2 separate regions of the Homo sapiens genome follow, and region 2 is linked to region 1. The links are chromatin contacts, found by POLR2A ChIA-PET in ENCODE. All regions are on one chromosome and are shown on one strand. Each heading gives the region's core, a stretch centred on a gene start or an enhancer-like site at or near the end of the contact. The rest is flanking DNA. Distances are from core to core; before and after follow the strand shown. Region 1 overlaps CLSTN1 (calsyntenin 1). Region 2 overlaps SLC25A33 (solute carrier family 25 member 33).

Region 1 (6,610 bases), core at 298-2,797:
TCATACCACCACATACTGTTACACACAATGCAGCTGTTCTACGAAAGGTGAGGCTGGGCGCGGTGGCTCATGCCTGTAATCCCAGCACTTTGGGAGGCCGAGGCAGGCTGATCACCTGAAGTCAGGAGTTCGAAACCAGCCTGGCCAACATGGCGAAACCCCGTCTCTACTAAAAACACTAAAAATTAGCCAGGTGTGGTGGTGGGCACCTGTAATCCCAGCTACTCAGGAGACTGAGGCAGGAGAATTGCTTGGACCCGGGAGGTGGAGGTTGCAGTGAGCTGAGATTGTGCTATTGCACTCCACTGCAGCCTGGCTGACAAGAGTGAGACTCCGTCTCAAAAAAAAAAAAAAAAAAAAAAAAACAAAGGTGAGAGCTGTTTGCAAGCTCTGCACATCTGGATCCACTCTCTTGCTCACAGGCTGGGACACCTGCCTGTCCGCCACCAGGCGGTCTATGGCTGGGCATGGGCTCACCACTACCCAGCTCACAGGGCCTGAGAGCTACATCGGGCTCCTCGTGTTGGGGAGCGCAAGGCATGCATGGTGGCATCATGAGAAAAGACCAGGGAATGAGCAGGAACAGATGGAGGAGGAACCCCTATGTCCTTCTCCCTGGTGCACATCCCACCCTGAACACTAAGAAGGAAGCAAGGGGACCAGACCCTGCACATGAGCCTCAGGGTAGGATGCCAGGAGAGTCCCAAGAACGAAGTTGGGGGTGAAGAGGTGGCTGCAGGGGTGAGAAGAGAAGGGGAAGGGGCTGGGCTGAGACTGCAGTTTAGAGTCTAGGTATCTCCCGCACACGGAGATGGGGCTGTCCCCAACTAGAACTGAGAGCTAAGGAGGAATGACAGGGCAGGAGAATCCAGAAGAAGGGGCTTCTGTTTCCCCCTTCTTCCATCCATCCATCCGTCTTTCTCGAGGCCCAGGTAGTCTTCTAGGTACCAAGAAAATAATGGTGAGTAAAACAGCCCCTGCCCTCTCAGAGCTTGTGTTATGGTTGATAAAAATATGAATTTGAAACAGAACCTGCAAAGTAATCCTCACTTCCTACAATTGCAACTTTTGAAAGCTTAAAGTGAGCCTTCTAATTTTTTTTTTTTTTTTTTTGAGACGGAGTCTCACTCTGTCGCCCAGCCTGGAGTGCAGTGGTGTGATCTCGGCTCACTGCAAGCTCCGCCTCCCGGGTTCACGCCATTCTCCTGCCTCAGCCTCCCGGGTAGCTGGGACTACAGGCACCTGCCACCGTGCCCGGCTAATTTTTTGTGTTTTTAGAGAGACGGGGTTTCACCATGTTAGCCAGGATGGTCTCGATCTCCTGACCTCGTGATCCACCTGCCTTGGCCTCCCAAAGTGCTGGGATTACAGGCGTGAGCCTTCTAATTTTTCCTCCAAATTCCAAACAAGTTTTTTTAATGTGGGAAAATACACAGTATAAAAATTTACCATCTTAACCATTTTTAAGTGTACAGGCCAATAGCATTAAGTACATTCACACTGTCATCCAACCGTCACCACCACTACCCGTCTCTAGAACTTCTTTCATCTTGCAAAACTGAAACTCTGCACCCACTAAATACTAACTTCCTATTTCCCCTCCCCCAGCCCCTGGCAGCCACCATTCTATTTTCTGTCTCTGTGAATTTGACTATTTGACTAAGGGTCCGGCGTGGTGGCTCAAACCTGTAATCCCAGCACTTTAGGAAGCTGAGGAAGGTGGATCGCTTGAGTTCAGGAGTTCAAGATCAGCCCGGCCAACCTGGCGAGACCCCGTCTCTACAAAAAATACAAAAATTAGCCAGGCATGGTGGTGCCACACTTGTAGTCCCGCCTACTTGGGAGGGTGAGGTGGGAGGATCACCTGAGCCTGGGAGGTCGAGGCTGCAGTACGCCAAGATGGTGCCACTGCACTCCAGCCTGCATGACAGAGTGAGACCCTGTCTCAAAAAAATAAAAATAAAGAATTTGACCATTCTAGGCCAGATGCGGTAGCTCATGCCTGTAATCCTAGCACTTTGGGAGGCCGACATGGGTGGATCACCTGAGGTTGGGAGTTTGAAACCAGCCTGGCCAACATGGTGAAACCCCATCTCTACTAAAAATACAAAAATTAGCTGGGCATGGTAGTCCATGCTAATTCCAGTCACTTGGGAGACTGAGGCAGGACAATCGCTTGAACCCAGGAGGCGGAGGTTGCAGTGAGCTGAGATCATGCCACTGTACTCCAGCCTGGGTGACAGAGTGAGACTGTTTCCAAAAAAAAAAGGAATTTGAGGCCGGGCGCAGTGGCTCACGCCTGTAATCCCAGCACTTTGGGAGGCCGAGGCAGGCGGATCATGAGGTCAGGAGATCGAGACCATCCTGGCTAACACTTTGAAACCCCATCTCTACTAAAAAATGCAAAACATTTGCCAGGCGTGGTGGCGGGTGCCTGCAGTCCCAGCTCCTCAGGAGGCTGAGGCAGGAGAATGGCGTGAACCCGGGAGGCGGAGCTTGCAGTGAGCCAAGATCACGCCACTGCACTCCAAGCTGGGCGACAGAGCGAGACTCCGTCTCAAAAAAAAAAAAAAAAAAAAACAAAAGGAATTTGACTATTCTAGTACCTCATATGAGTGGGATCACACCACACTTATCCTTTTGTAACTGGCTTCATTAGCATAATGTCCTCGAGGTGCCCCCCTGCTGTGGCATGCGTTGGAATTCCTTTTCGAGGCTGGATGATGTTCCGTTAGAAGGATACCATGTTTTGCTTATCCATTCCCTGGTTAACAGACGCTGGGTTGCTTCCACCTTTTGGCCATTGTGAACAATGCTGCTAATGCTGGTGTACAAATACCTCAAGGCCCTGTTTTCTAATCTTTTGTGAATATGCCCAGAAGGCGGACTGCTGGATCATACGGTGATTCTATCTTTAGGGTGATTGTATCTTTGTGTTTTGAGGAGCCGCCATACCGTTCTCCATAGTGACTGCACCATTTTCCATTCCCACCAACCGTGCACAAGGGCCCCGATTTCTCCACCTCCTTCCCAGCACTTGTTATTTTCTGCTTTTTGATAGACCATCCTAACAGATGAAACCAAACATGCTTTATATCAAGTAATTTTACCTTCTCGTATTGTGTAAAATTGATAAGATACCAAAGTAGACAACAGAGAGTAAGAAGCCCCATGTGCTCCTCACTAACCACTATAATGATCCACGCAGAATGAATCTTGTTTGACTTCACTCCCACTCCCAACACCGATACCACTTATTTTGAAGCAAATGCCAGACATCATATAACTTCCCCTCTCAATACCGCATCATACATCTCTAAAAGATAACAACTCTTTTTAAAACTAACCATATCAAGTCCAATAGAGCTTAAAGGTAAAAAATAAAATAAGCTGGGAGAGGTGGCTTATGCCTGTAATCCCAGCACTTTGGGAGGCTAAGGAGAGTGGATTGCTTGAGCCCAAGAGTTCAAAATCAGCTAAGGCAACATGGCGAAACCCGTCTCTAGTAAAAAATACAAAAATTAGCCAGGCGTGGTGATGCACACCTGTAGTCCCAGCTACTTGGGAGGCTGAGGTGGGAGAATCGCTTGAGCCTGGCTGGTAGAGGCTGCAATGAGTCATAACTGCACCACTGCACTCCAGCCTGGGCAACAGAGCAAGACCCTATCTAAAAAAATAAAGTAAAATAAATAAAAACTAACCATAATGGCAGTATTACCTAAAATTTCACAATTATTTAATATCATCAAATACCTAATCAGGGTTCCTATTTATCTGCTTGTTTGGTGTATCAAATAATTTCACTCAAGACTTTTCTCGCTCTGTAGGGTAAGTTTGTGTTGTTTCACTCCGAATTCCGCTATGAAAGAAAAATGAAAGCACTGATAACCTTGAACAGTAATGCTTAGGGGTTTCCACAATGTCGCCAATTCTTTTTTCACCTTTAAGTATGTTTATTAAGTAGGTTTTCGTAGATGTTATTTATCAAATTGAGAGAGAGCCCCTCTATTCCTAACTTTGAGAGTTTTCATCATGAATGAATGAATAGCATCTTCTGAAATGCTATTTCGGCATTAATTGGTATGCTGTGACTTTTCTTTTTTAGCGTATTGATTGGTGAATTATTGACTGTCAAATGTTGAAACAGTCTTATGTATGTGGACTAGATCCTATACGGTCATGGTGTATCATTCTTCTTGCACATTGTTTGATTTGATTTTTGTTGAGGACTTTTTAAATGTTTTGTTGAGATCGCCATTAAAATATTTTGTCAGTATATTTCAATTCACTTTTCTTTTGAAAATTCTGAAAATTCTACTGGCATGAATATATCCAGTTTTGTATACTCAGCATCAAATATTACGCATATTTCGGAGCACAGGTCAGGCGCCGTGGACTCCCTTTTGCTGACCACTGAGGCTAATCTAGCGGATTCAGCTATATGAAAGGCAAGAGACAGCGACAATCACAAGGCTATTTTTGAAAAATCAGGGTGTGACGATCGCAAATGTGCTTTTAAAAATTAGGATTAAAAAAAAAACAGGGCCGGGCGCGGCGGCTCACGCCTGTAATCCCAGCACTTTGGGAGGCCAAGGTGAGTGGATCATGAGGTCAGGAGATCGAGATCATCCTGGCTAACAAGGTGAAACCCCGTCTCTACTAAAAATACAAAAATTAGCCAGGCGTGGTGGTGGGCGCCTGTAGTCCCAGCTACTCGGGAGGCCGAGGCAGGAGAATGGCGTGAACCCGGGAGGCGGGAGGAGGCAGAACTTGCAGTGAGCCGAGATCGCACCACTGCACTCCAGCCTGGGCAACAGAGTGAGACTCTATCTCAAAAAAAAAAAAAAAAAAAAAGATGGAATTGTTTCTCCTGTTAAACCTGGCTTAAATATAGCAACCCTAAAGCTGAAAGACAAAGAATTTGAAGGTTTGTAGTTAAAGTGGCAGGACTTCCTAAAGCAAAGTTCACAACTTTTTCAGATCACAGGCTTTTTGCTCTGTTGCCCAGGCTGCAGCCTCCAACTCCTGGACTCCAGAAATCCTTCTGCCTCAGCCTCCCGAGTAGCTGGGGAGCCACCATGTCCAGCTAGTTTTAAAATTTTTTTGTAGAGAAGGCGGTCTCACTGTATTGCCCAGGCTGGTCTCGAACTTCTGGGCTCAAGCAATCCCCCTGCCTTGGCCTCCCAAAGAGCTGGGATTACAGGAGTGAGCCACCATGCCCGGCCCAAATCCTTTTTTTTTGAGATGGAGTCTCGCTCTGCCACCCAGGCTGAAGCGCAGTGGCACAGCCTCAGCTCACTGCAACCTCCGCCTTCTGGGTTCAAACAATTCTCCTGCCTCAGCCTCCTGAGAAGTTGGGATTACAGGTGCCCACCACCATGCCCACTAATTTTTGTATTTTTAGTAGAGATGGAGTTTCAGCATGTTGGCCAAGCTGCTGGTCTTGAACTCCTGACCTTAAGTGATCCGCCTGCCTCGGCCTCCCAAAGTGCTGGGATTACAGGTGTGAGCCACCACATGCGGCCCCAAATCCTTTTTAGTTTAATGTTAAGATTTCTGGCCGGGCCCAGTGGCTCATGCTTGTAATCCCAACACTTTGGGAGGCTGAGGCGGGTCGATCACCTGAGGTCAGGAGTTCCAGACCAGTCTGGCCAACATGGGGAAATCATGTCTCTACTAAAAATACAAAAATTAGCTGGGCATGGTGGCGGGTGCCTGTAATCCCAGCTACTCGGGAGGCTGGGGCAGGAGAATCATTTGCTACTCAGGAGGCTGGGGCAGGAGAATCATTTGAACCTGCGAGGTGGAGGTTGCAGTGAGCTGAGATCGGTCGTGCCACTGCACTCCAGCTTAGGCGACAGCGAGACTCCACTTCAAGGGGAAAAACAACAACAACAACAACAACAAAAAAAACAGGCCAGGCACCAACCCAAAACATAAGCAGCAAGTGTAACAGCAATGCCGGTATTCCACACTGACTTCCATCCTGAGCTTCCTAAACAACTCTCATATGCCATGGCTGGCAGTCTCTCTTGAATGTCACAGGTGTGATGTGGCAGCCTCTCCAGCAGAGAGCCTCATGTCCACCTACAGCAGTGAGATTTCCAGCAGCAAAGGCTTTAGCACAATCCTTCCAGAAGTTCCAAAGCTGACAGGTGAGATGCGCAGGAAGGGCCACTCTTAAAACACTTAGGAAATAAGGGGTCTCCCTCATGATTGGGCTGTAACCTTGGGAGAGTCATCTTACAGCCATCCTGTAGGGTATTAATTACCAGGGACACAGACTCCAGCCACGGGTGTCGGGTGTCGGGAACCATGCCCTTGGCTACGGTATCCCTGGAAACACAGCATGCCCTTGGCCTGAATCCCAGAATACCCCAGAGAGGATGCGTGAAGATGGGTCCCTGAAACAAGAGCACGTTTGCAGGTAAAAATCCCCAAGGAGCTTTGGGGTCTTGGACCAAGGTGGATGGGTGCAGGGGTGGGGTCAAGTTTCTGCTAGTGTTTCTCAAGCTCCGTACCCTCAGGAGCAGCTGTTCATGTGTGAATGTTGAGTAGTCCTATTCCAGAGCTAAGTTTTGTGAAACGGAGTGAGAAGGGGGCAGGGGAA
Region 2 (6,706 bases), core at 3,647-6,146, 230 kb before region 1:
AAGTCAAATTTGGCTTATCAGTCTATGCATAAGGTAAAATCAAATTCAGAAGAGAACTGATTGAATATCTGATTTTTAGCTCAGGACCTTGTACTTTGAGATGCTCTATAATTAATAGTTGAATTTAACTGAGCATGATATTCAAATCTTTGAAACTGATTCTTGGGCAAGAGTATGTTCAAGAAAGACATTCATCAAGAAAGCTATCAGTGTAGAGATTTATTTGGGAAATGTTAGAAAAAGAAGTAATAAAATGGAGATGCTCTGTTTTAAAAACAACGCATTTAGCACTTTTTTTTTTTTTTTTTTTTTTTTTGAGATGGAGTCTCACTCTGTCGCCCAGGCTGGAGTGCAGTGGTGCGATCTCCACTTACTGCAAGCTCCGCCTCCTGGGTTCACGCCATTCTCCTGCCTCAGCCTCCTGAGTAGCTGGGACTGCAGGTGCCCGCCATCACACCCAGCTAATTTTTTTGTATTTTTAGTAGAGACGGGGTTTCACCATGTTAGCCAGGATGGTCTCGATTTCCTGACCTCGTGATCCGCCCACCTTGACCTCCCAAAGTGTTGGGATTACAGGCGTGAGCCACCGCACCCAGCCACATTTAGCACTTTTAGGCACAATTTAGATAAGGCAGGATGAGTTGGAGAGTGCTTAGTTTATTTTTAGGTATGTTTTATTTGTAAAACCCAACTATGAGTCACTGGGGCATTCATGCCAAATGTGTGCAAAGGTACATCTGAGCTTACTGAGCGAAACTGAACAGCAAGACCAGATGCCAGGGACAAGTGAGAGCATCAGAAGCCCAGCGAGGGAACAGGGAGATTGGTGTCCAAGACTCCAGGAGAAATTGGGGTTTTTGTTTGTTTGTTTGTTTTCTTTTTTGAGACAGATTCTCACTCTGTCACCCAAGCTGGAGTGCAGTGGTACGATCTCTGCTCACTGAGACCTCTGCCTCCTCGGTTCAAGCGATTCTTCTGCCTCAGCTTCCCGAGTAGCTGGGATCACAGGCATGCACCACGATGCCTGGCTAATTTTTGTATTTTTGGTAGAGACAGAGTTTTACCATGTTGGCCAGGCTGGCCTTGAACTCCTGACCTCAGGAGATCTGCCTGCCTTGGCCTCCCGAAGTACTGGGATTATGGGCATGAGCCACTGTGTCTGGGTGAGAATCAGGTTTTTAAATTAAATGCTAAGAAAAGGAGTGGAGACACTGGGCAGGAAAGTTGGGGGTGGGTACAGGAGGGACAGAAGCACAGAGATGTGGAGGGACACTTTGCTCTCAGGACAGATCCGAGTCCATGGCCCCCATCAAGATGGGACTGTGAGAACACTCCTCCTGCTTTGCCTTTTCACATGCTTAGGCGGTGCCAGTGTCCCGGGTGACACCTTTCTTCTAAGGAACATGCAGTGCTTTGGACATAAGGAAACTGAAGACAGGTAATGTTACTTCAGTAACATTCAAAATGAATTTCCTCTTGCCAAATAATCATGACTAGTGAATTTGGATTTACTGTAACTGGGGAACTGTTACCCAAAAGTGTGGGTGTCAATAGGGCCAACCTGGAAGGTAAATGGGAATGTTTCTCCATTTTAGGTTTTACAGGATATGTGGGTTGAGTGTCCCTTATCTGAAATGCTTGGGACCAGAAGCAATGCAGATTTCGGATTTTGGAATATTTGCTTCATCATACCAGTTCAGCATCCCCAGTCCAGAAATACAAAATGCTCCAATGGGCATTTCTTTCAGCATCATGTTGTCACTCAAAAAGTTTCTGATTTTAGAACATTTTGGATTCTTATGGCTTTCTAATCTCCAGTAAATCCAGCCCCCCCCATAAGAGATTGTGTGTGTGTCTGTGTCTGTGTGTGTGTGTGTGTGTCTGTGTGTGTGTCTGTGTGTCTGTGTGTATCTGTTCCCTCCCCTCAATTAGGGCAATTGTTTAGTAAAATTTAAATCAAAGGAAAAAGGCCACTCCATGTTTTAATACAGGAACAACTTCCACACCACACAAAAGACAAACTATTTTCATTACAGTCCCACCGGCTTCATTGGTTAATACAGCCACAGCTACACAATAATGAGCCATCACTTATATATGAATACTTTAATTAATTAATTAATTTTGGGTTTTTTTGAGACAGAGTTTCACTCTTGTTGCCCAGGCTGGAGTGCAATGGCGTGATCTCGGCACAACCTCCGCCTCCCAGGTTCAAGCGATTCTCCTTCCTCAGCCTCCCAAGTAGCTGGGATTACAGGAATGTGCTACCACGCCCGGCTAATTTTGTATTTTTATTAGAGACAGGGATTCTCCATGTTGGTCAGGCGGGTCTCAAACTCCCAACCTCAGGTGATCTGCCCGCCTTGGCCTCCCAAAGTGCTGGGATTACAGGCGTGAGCCACTGTGCTCGGCATGAATACTTTTAAATCAGTTTATTTTATTGACATCAAAATATAAACAATGGCGTTAGTAAGTAAAATTTTAGTTATAATGTTTTGTCAGAAAGGTGTTTGTAAAGTGGCACTTTTCACCCAAGAGCTATTTTATTTAAGCTTTATTTCCTCAGCTTTATTATATATTTTTAAAATTCTGGGCTGGGCACGGTGGCTCATGCCTGTATTCCTAGCACTTTGAAGGGCCAATGCAAATGGATTGCTTGAGCTGAGCCCAGGAGTTTGAGACCAGCCTGGGCAATGTGGCGAAATCCCATCTCTACAAAAAATACAAAAAATTAGCCGGGCATGTTGGCGTGCACCTATAATCCCAGCTACTCAGGAGGCTGAACTTAGGAGTTGAATATAACTGAGCATGATATTCAGATCTCTCAAACGGATTCTTGGGCAAGAGTGTGTTCAAGACACATTTATCAGGAAAGCTACTTATCATTGTAAAAATGTATTTGGGAAATGTTAGAAAAAGACGTAATAAAATGCAGGTGCTCTATTGCAAAAACCACACATTTAGCACTTTTAGGCACAATTTACGTAAGACAGGATGTCCTTGAGCCCAGGAGATCAAGGCTGCAGTGAGCTGTGATTGTGCCACTGTACTCCAGCCTGGGCAATGGAATAAGACCCTGTGTCAAAAAAAAGAAAGATTCTCTCACACAACTATTTAATAACTTTCAAGTAAAGGACTACTTTTAAAAAATTGTGGGTACATAGTAGGTGTATACACTTACGAAGAAAACTCCTTTTACGTGGTAGTATTTCATTGATTTTGCACAACCTTAGCAGATGAGTACTCAGGCGTGACGTTACCTCTATTTTAGAGAAGAGGACATGCAGGTTAAGGGCTAAGTGACATGCCCAAAGTCATGTTCAATGTATATCCACCTTGCTTCTAAGAAAGACTTGAAGCCGCTAAAGTAAAGTAAGAAATGAACAAGCCCCAGACACAAGGCTGAGCCTCTGCTGCTTCTCCGCGAAGGCAGCAGCAGTTCCCAGCTCAGAGACTCCTAGGACTGCACCCTTCTGCCTCCGTGGCTATTGCTTCTGTTTCCTTTGCTGTGCTGCAGCCTTACAACCTCTGGCTGTTGGAGGGTCCAGGGCCCAGACCCTGGCCTTCTCTAGCTACTGCCACTCCTGTGGGCGCACTTAGTTTCATGGCTGTAAATACCATCTGTAAGCTGGCAGCCTTTCTGCTCTGAGCCTCACACGCTCCATCCGGCTGCCTGTTTGACAGCTTGGATGTTTATTAGCCATCCAAGAGTAACATGAGCAAAACAGAACTCCACAAAACCTACTGCTCCCAGAGTCTTCCCTGTCTCTGTTAGAGGCAGCTCCATCTTTCCAGCTACACAGATCTCAAGCTTCATAGTCATCCTTGGATCTTATTTCTCAGCCCTGCAGCAAATCCTATCAAGTCTACCTTCAAAATAAATACAGAATCTTACCCCTTCTCACTACTTCCTCCACCACTGTCCTGATGGAAGCCACCGTATCTCACCTATATTGGTGCATTCACTTCCTGACTGCTCTGGCTTGAAAGCTTGCTGCCCTCTACCCTCAGTCTGATCTCAGCAGAGCACCCAGAGAACCCTCTGCTCAGATCCTCTGCTCAGAGTTGCTGTCTCCCTCTGGGTAAGAGCTACAGCTATCCCTGTGGCCTACTAGGTTCTACACGATTCTCACCCTTCCCATTACTTCTGACTTTTCATCTCCTATTTTCCCCTTTGCCTCTCCAGCCTCCTTTTTGTTCCTTTAAAAGGCCAGGAACATTTCCCACCGCAGGGTGTTTGCAGTAGACATTGTCTGCACGGCTGACGTCCGCTGTCATCACCTTGCAGGAAGACCCTATAGTGACCATGCTATTTAAAAGCAAACTCTCCGCAACACTCCAGCCCGCCTTCCTGCTTTATATTTTTATCCGTAGCACTTACGTCCATCAACATACAGTGTAGTTTACTTATTTCTATTCTTTTCTCCCTCTTCACCACCCCCTCCAATGGGACTTCTTTGGAGGTAGTGACTTTGGTTTCTTTTAATTACTGAAATCGTCCCCAAGCATCGAGAATGTTGCCTGTCACATAGCAAGCATTCCATACAAATTGAATGCATGAGTTTTGGCATGTCAGGAAGATATTGCATATAAAGGGCTTAACACCCTCCCTCCGTGTAAATAATAAAAGCTGCTGTCATTATAATAGCTACTCTCTGCTTTTAAACACAAGGTTTTGTTTTTTTTTAACCTTAAAGTCTTTTATCTCTTAATAGAGGCAAAAAAAAAAGGTGGGGGGGAATATCCTATTACATAATTCTCATGTGAAGAAAGCATACTCTTCGGGGGAAATTTGTATCTTTTCCTGTTAATAAGTTCTAAAGGCAGAGTCTGTAACTCAGGACTTACATAAAAACAATATACCAACTTAGGAAGCTTTAGGGGGGCTTAACAGAGGGTGGCTCCTTTTCAGGCTGCTACCATGTGGGTTGAAGCCACCATCCTCTCTCACCTGGATTATTGTACAGCTTTCTGTTTCTTCATTAACCATCCCTAAGCTAACGGCGGTGACGATGGTTTACAGAGAGGGTCTTTATCTAGTAAGTGATCAAACAAGAACAAGGGTACAGGCTTTTGTCTTATCTACAAAGCCCGTGTTAGTTTCCTGTTGACATTTTTGGAAGACACTTTGTTATTCAAAAACCATACAAGGCTGGGCGCAGTGGCTCACCCTTGTAATCCCAGCACTTTGGGAGGCCAAGGCAGGTGGATCACCTTAGGTCAGGAGTTAGAGACCAACCTGGCCAACATGGCGAAACCTCGTCTCTACTAAAAATACAAAAACCAGCCGGACATGGCAGCACGTGCCTGTAATCCCAGCTTCTCGGGAGGGTGAGGCAAGAGAATCACTTGAACCTGGGAGGCGGAGGTTGCAGTGAGCCGAGATCACGCCACTGCCTTCCAGCCTGGGCAGCAGAGCGAGACTCCATCTCAAAAAAAAAAAAAAGAGAAAAGAAAAAAAACCCATGCAAATAACATGGTCATTCGTTTAAAAGTTGTCTGCTTGTGGCCGAGGCGGGCGGATCACGAGGTCAGGAGATAGAGACTATCCTGGCTAACACGGTGAAACCCTATCTCTACTAAAAATACAAAAAATTAGCCAGGTGTGGCGGTGGGCGCCTGTAATCCCGGCTACTCGGGAGGTTGAGGCAGGAGAATGGCATGAACCCCGGAGGCGGAGGTTGCAGTGAGCCGAGATCGTGCCACTGCACTCCTGTCTGGGTAACAGAGCAAGACTCCATCTCAAAAAAAAAGTTGTCTGCTTATTAATAGTCTTACTCATTTGGGGAATACTACTTTAAAAGACTTGTCAGAGAACAGAATTTGTTTATAGAAAGTTTATTTTCAAAATTCAGAGAAAAAAATATTCTCTATTCTGTTAAAGAAAAGTATTCTGTTAAAGAAAAAAATTCTCTATTGAAGAACCTATCTCGAACCTATCTTTTTTTTTTTAATAGTTACTTAAAAAGCAAAAAGGCAATATGTTAACAGATTCAGGTATCTGCTATTAAATGTGCCAGAGTAATAAATAGTATATGTATTTCAGGTATTTGCTTTTAAAAAAAATAAAAATCTTCTGGCTTAATATTTTCCAGCAAAGTTCTTACTATTTAAACTGCTGAGACACATTCTTTTTTTTTTTTTTTTTGAGGCAGAGTCTTGCTCTGTCGCCCAGGCTGGAGTGCAGTGGCACCATCTCTGCTCACTGCAACCTCTGTCTCCCGGATTCAAGCGATTCTCCTGCCTCAGCCTCCTGAGTAGCTGGGACCCGTCACCACGCCCGGCTAATTTTTTTTGTATTTTTAGTAGAGACGGGGTTTCAGCGGTATTAGCCAGGATGGACTCCATCTCCTGGCCTTGTGATCCGCCCGCTTCGGCCTCCCAAAGTGCTGGGATTACAGGCGTGAGCCACCGCGCGCAGCCCTCTTTTTGTTTTTTCAAGTGCCTTTTTCATTGAAAAGTAACGTGTTAGTGATCTCCTATCTTATCTTTTAGGAACCACAGTGTTCAGATGAGACATTTGTCTTGGATTAGTCTGTGCTATGCATATTATGATATAAAACAGTGAAGAGAATAAAATGCTCCAAACAAGACCCTGATTTTTTTTTTCCATTTTTTTCCTAAATGAAAGTTTGTGACTGTGGGAAAATGAGTCTGGATCCTTCTGGGCTTGATTTTGCAGCTGAAATGTACCATTTATAGTAGG

The links. ChIA-PET counts read pairs that join two places held with the same protein, here RNA polymerase II (POLR2A).
Region 2: POLR2A ChIA-PET joins it to region 1 with 10 read pairs in OCI-LY7. The contact joins two enhancer-like sites. POLR2A ChIA-PET finds 5 or more read pairs at or near these places in 4 of 52 experiments (H1, OCI-LY7, activated CD4-positive, alpha-beta T cell and 1 more).

The regions. Positions count from the first base shown.
Region 1 is chr1:9,786,309-9,792,918 of GRCh38, forward strand. The region is part of intron 1 of CLSTN1 (calsyntenin 1); the gene reads right to left. Among named protein-coding and RNA genes, the nearest start is that of CLSTN1, 34 kb to the right of the region's middle. RefSeq lists enhancers at 16-516, 2,150-2,938 and a silencer at 6,123-6,417. Within about 2 kb of position 1,548, at least 7 of the 41 ENCODE cell types and tissues checked have a DNase peak (open chromatin) inside an H3K27ac peak, as active enhancers do; they include OCI-LY7, where a contact is called at or near this core.
Region 2 is chr1:9,554,820-9,561,525 of GRCh38, forward strand. The region is part of intron 2 of SLC25A33 (solute carrier family 25 member 33); the gene reads left to right. Among named protein-coding and RNA genes, the nearest start is that of SLC25A33, 19 kb to the left of the region's middle. RefSeq lists a silencer at 598-798. Within about 2 kb of position 4,897, at least 4 of the 41 ENCODE cell types and tissues checked have a DNase peak (open chromatin) inside an H3K27ac peak, as active enhancers do; they include OCI-LY7, where a contact is called at or near this core.